Regions from separate parts of the Homo sapiens genome. Here region 1 is linked to region 2. Evidence: read pairs that join two places in POLR2A ChIA-PET (ENCODE). Cell type or tissue: GM12878. All regions are shown on one strand. Region 1 overlaps BTBD1 (BTB domain containing 1). Region 2 overlaps HDGFL3 (HDGF like 3).

Evidence for each region. Peaks named below come from ENCODE experiments on the same cell type or tissue, not always from the same donor. Only the 100,000 strongest peaks of a DNase experiment are listed, where the experiment ranks them.
Region 1: POLR2A ChIA-PET joins it to region 2 with 5 read pairs; 13 of 35 experiments call an interaction of 5 or more read pairs at or near these places.

What each region holds. Positions count from the first base shown.
Region 1 is chr15:83,054,038-83,056,537 of GRCh38, forward strand. It overlaps BTBD1 (BTB domain containing 1), which reads right to left. Exons shown (of 8, transcript NM_025238.4): 2 at 2,352-2,500. All of the region lies in intron 1 of LOC124903542 (a long non-coding RNA gene), which reads left to right. Among named protein-coding and RNA genes, the nearest start is that of BTBD1, 12 kb to the right of the region's middle. In GM12878, no CTCF peak of the experiment used is centred here; no DNase peak of the experiment used is centred here.
Region 2 is chr15:83,201,974-83,204,473 of GRCh38, forward strand. The region is part of intron 1 of HDGFL3 (HDGF like 3); the gene reads right to left. Among named protein-coding and RNA genes, the nearest start is that of HDGFL3, 4.6 kb to the right of the region's middle. In GM12878, no CTCF peak of the experiment used is centred here; no DNase peak of the experiment used is centred here; H3K4me3 peaks cover 1,301 bases; H3K27ac peaks cover 1,644 bases.

The DNA.
Region 1 (2,500 bases), 150 kb before region 2:
AGAGAATAAGGAGATAATAGGCGAGGCACGGTGGCTCACGCCTATAATCCCACCACTTTGGGAGGCCAAGGCAGGTGGATCACTTGAGGTCAGGAGTTTGAGACCAGCTTGGCCAACATGGGGAAACCCCGTTCCTACCAAAATAAAAAAATTAGCCAGGCGTGGTGGTACGCACTGGTAATCCCAGCTACTCGGGTGGCTGAGGCAGGAGAATCACTTGAACCCAAGAGGTGGAGGTTGCAGTGAGCCGAACTGCACCACTGCACTCCAGGCTGGGCAACAGAGTTAGAATCTGCCTCAAAAAAAAGAGAAAAAAGAAAAAAAGGGACAATAATATTAAACTACATCACAGCATCATAGTGAGGAGTAAGTGCCATAATATATGTAAAGGGGATAGCTTGGGGTCTGGCATACGTGGAGTTCTGTAATTATGTCCAAGAAGAGGTGACATCAGAATGTTCTTTCTTCTGTAACTACAAATACCTCATGAGAGAAGATGTTTTTAAAAGGTACCAAACATTTTTTCTTTTTTTTTTTTTTTTTGAGACAGAGTTTCGCTCTGTCGCCAGGCTGGAAGGCAGTGGTGTGATCTATGCTCACTGCAAACTCTGCCTCCCGGGTTCAAGCGATTCTCCTGCCTCAGCCTCCTGAGTAGCTGGGACTACAGGCACGTGCCATCACGCCCAGCTAATTTTTGTATTTTTAGTAGAGACGGGGTTTCACCATGTTGGCCAGGATGGTCTCGATCTCTTGGCCTCATGATCTGCCCGCCTCGGCCTCCCAAAGTGCTGGGATTACAGGCATGAGCCACCGCGCCCGGCTGGTACCAAACATTTTCTAAATGATAGAATGAACACTGAACTGGAAAACAAGAGCTCTGGGCCATGGCCCTACCTAGCCTATGAGGGTTTGGAAAGGCAGTTAATTACCCCAGGTTTTAATTTTCCCGTTTGTAAAATGAGAGGGTTGAGCTAGGGGCCATCAATAATTATTTCCAGTACTAATGTCAAATGGGATATTTTATCACCTTAGAATTTTAAAAACAATTTTTACACAGGATTACAACACTGTCTAAAAAGAAAAAAACTGTTGATATACAAAGTATAAAGCTCAGATTACACACATATAACAAATGCTAAATACTATATGTTAAGGACTGGTTAAAGGTTCCACAGTTGTGTTCGGTTTGTAAAAATTCATTAGACTATACACTTAGAATACGTGTACTTTCTTTTTTTGAGACAGCGTTTCCCTCTGTCACCCAAGCTGGACTGCAATGGCGCAATCTCGGCTCACTGCAACCTCCACCTCCCAAGCTCAAACTATTCTCCTGCCTCAGCCTCCCAAGTAGCCAGGGTTACAGGCATGTGCCACCATGCTCGGCTAATTTTTTTATTTTTAGTAGAGACTGGGTTTTGCCTTGTTGGCCAGGCTGGTCTCTAACTATTGGCCTCAAGTGATCCGCCCACCTGGCCTCCCAAAGTGCTGGGATTACAGGCTTGAGCCATCTTGCCCAGCCACAATCTATGTAGTTTTCTATATGGATCCTATACTTAGTGAAAACTTAAAAATGTCAGAAAAAGAATATTTCACATAAACCTAAAACTTTAACTCCTCCAGCAGTAGATCAGCAAGTTTCCAGATTACAGGTCCAAAGATCGTTAATTTTAGAACTTTTCAGAACTTGAAATATTCCATCTTTATTCCAGATCCAGCAAAATTTGAGAACAAAGACATTCATAAAATTTCATGCTGTCATACTCTCAATCATAAGTAGAAACAATACTGGATCTCAATCTCAACTCCAATTCTAAATAGTTATCTAACCTTGAGTCACAACACCCCACTTATATGTATAAGGCTTTAGCTTCTTCACCTATATGATTCAGCACCGTATTAACTCTAACATGCTTTTTTTTGTGATGGAGTCTCGCTCTGTCTCCCAGGGTGTCTGCCCCGCCACCCCAATTCAAGCGATTCTTCTGCCTCAGCCTCTTGAGTAGCTGGGATTACAAGCCCGCGCCACCACAGCCGGCTAATTTTTATATTTTTAGTAGAGACGGGGTCATGCTGGCCAGGCTGGTCTTGAACTCCTGACCTCAAGTGATCTACCCGCTTCAGCATTCCAGAGTCTTGGAATTACAGGCGTGAACCACCATCCATGGCCTCTAATACACTTTTCAATTCTAAAATCTTACATATCTGACATGTTTCCCTGATTTGTATTATAAAAATCATTTTATATACTTTAAAATTATAATCTAGAATTCTCCAGGAAATATTAAATGCCCATATATAGTTTACTCAATTTTAAAACTACAATGATACATACCTTAGCTACATTTACTTACCTGAGTAAGTAACATAAAGGCATTATCTGCCCTAAGATGTTTGGTGAGAAATTCTACACAGTGTGCTTCCAAGGCTGGGACTGCGTATTTCTTGGCAGTATAAAGAGTGGTCATAACTGTTTCTGGACCAATTTGAACTTCATCTGAAT
Region 2 (2,500 bases):
TTACTTTATGTTGAGATTAAAAAGAACTTAAGTCCCAAATGATTCTCTGAAAATAATGTGGCCTGGTCTCCAGAAATAAATTTATCACCTTCTTAGTAGATCATTGTCAAATGCAAAAAACCTGAAAGTGCTATGGATCAGAAAAGGAAGATTCCCAACAAATATTTATATTAATAAAGGGTATGGAAACACTTCATAATCATGTTTTAGAATTGCTGCAAATTTAATCTATTGCTAGAGATATGAAAAAACTATACCCCTGTGCCTTACATACAGTAGGTGCTCAACAAAAGTTCAGTAAGAGCTCAGCTCTTGAAGCTATATAAATAGGAAGGTCAAATGCTTTATTCTTATGCTTTACAAAGTGAGAGGTTAAAGAAAGCTAGATCAAAAATATGATAAGCAGTGATTTAATATTAAAGGAAGAGAAAGACACTGATGCAGGTAAACAAACCAGACAGGCTGAAACCAGAACTCAAAGAAAGTCTAAAGAGAATGCTCTAAAGTAGAAAATGAAGTTTCTATAATAAGTCAAAAGGGAATAGGAAGATGCAGCTTGGTAGGAGTGAGGACTCGAAGGAAAAAAAACAACTCACTGAAAGCTAAAAATAGTGAAATTTAATCCATGTAGAAGTATTAGTTCTCCTTTCTCCCTAACTCATATAAAATGTGTTTTTTAAATTGAGGTATAACTTTCATACAGTATAGTGCACAAATCTTAAATGTACAGCTTGATACATTTTTACATATGTACACATCCATGTAACACCATCCAGATCAAGACAGGGAACATTTCCAGTGCCTTCTCCTATTCAATAACTCCTTTCTACCCACTACAAACCAGTGACCACTGTATCAGTAATTTATTCCTTTTTATTGTCAAATAGTACTCCACTATGTGAATATACTACAAATTTGTTTACTCATTCTCCTGCTGATGGACATTTGGGTTGTTTCCTGTTCTATCATGAAGAAAGTTGTTATGTATGAGCATTCTTGTACAGTATTTTGGTGAATATAAACACTCATTTCTCTTGGGTATATGCCTAGAAGAGACTGCTAGGTCACAAGGTAAGCATATGTAGATTAAGTCAGTTTTCTTAAGTAACTATCAATACACTCTACTAGCAATATTTGATAATTCTCATATAAAGTTTTTAAGTGTAAAAAAGTGCTTTAGTTAAAGCACAATAATTTTGAGGCTTTTCGTTTACATTGTTTTCTGACCTTTTAGAGTAGGGGGTAACATAAGCAGAGTGCTCACATCTCAGCGGAAGGTTTGGGTGGGGTATGGGAAGAAAACAGAATTTTGATTTCAGTTTCTTACTCTTTTAGCTAAAAAGTAAATTTTACTAGTATTTTATATGCAAGTTGACACTATTAATAGTATTCTTATTCAGATGGTTATGTTTATTCACGTTGAGTATACTGTGATTTACTGCCATTTGGTGTGTGCCCGGTTGAGCAGGATTATGGAATATCTACTTCTAACTGAACTAGCTCTCACCAAATGAACAGGTGGCTAAAAAAAAGAAAGATTCCTACACAAAAATAATATTAGTAATGTAGATGCAAGCAAACAACAAGGTAAATGTCTAAGCTGACACTTCTATTCTAGAAAATCTCTTCGGAAGTTAAGAACAATGACCATCCATCTAGTCAAATCTCACAAGAAGCAGGCAGAAAATATTCCAAAAATTAAGACTTTAAAAAATATGAACTTAACCTATAAGTAATAATAAGTATTATTACTGTTAACGATATTGTGCAATGAAAATTTTAAAACATATTGTTTTCATCATGTCATCCCTTTTAGTTTCTTTTTGTGTTTATTTTATGCTGTATATAGTAGTAACAGAAAGCACATGTATATATAAAGAAAATTTAGATATATTAGTGATGTATGCTCAAATTATTTTACCAACAGGGTACACAAACAAAAGCGATCAGAGACTCGTTTTAGCCTCAGTACTTTTTAACATTAAGCTAGCTAATCCATAACATAGATGAACTTCTAATTTTTAAAGCCACACAAAATTAGGCATACTAGATGAGAAACAGCCAGCTGCTATTTAATGTTAGAATAATACATCTGAACAATGGGGGAGAAGGAAGGAGGAGGACAGGAATCTACCAGAAAGAGGCATGAGAGTACTTTCGTAGGCACTGTTCTATACCTTGGTAGGTATTATGTCAATGTATTTATGTATTTATATTATATATATGTATCACATATACTTATATATATCAGACATATATCATATAGAGAGCTATATTTATATTATACCAATGTATACATTTGTCAAACTCACCGAATGGTACAGTTAAGGTAAGTACATTCCATTCCATGTAAATTTTACCTCAAAAGAGAAAAGGATCCATTCAAAGTATTAACCACTAGGTTAATGGCATGCATGTGTCTAGGAGTAAATTATGGCGATGTGTGCAACTTACCTTGAAATGCATTAAAATAAGAGGAACTATTATGTAGATAGAGGGA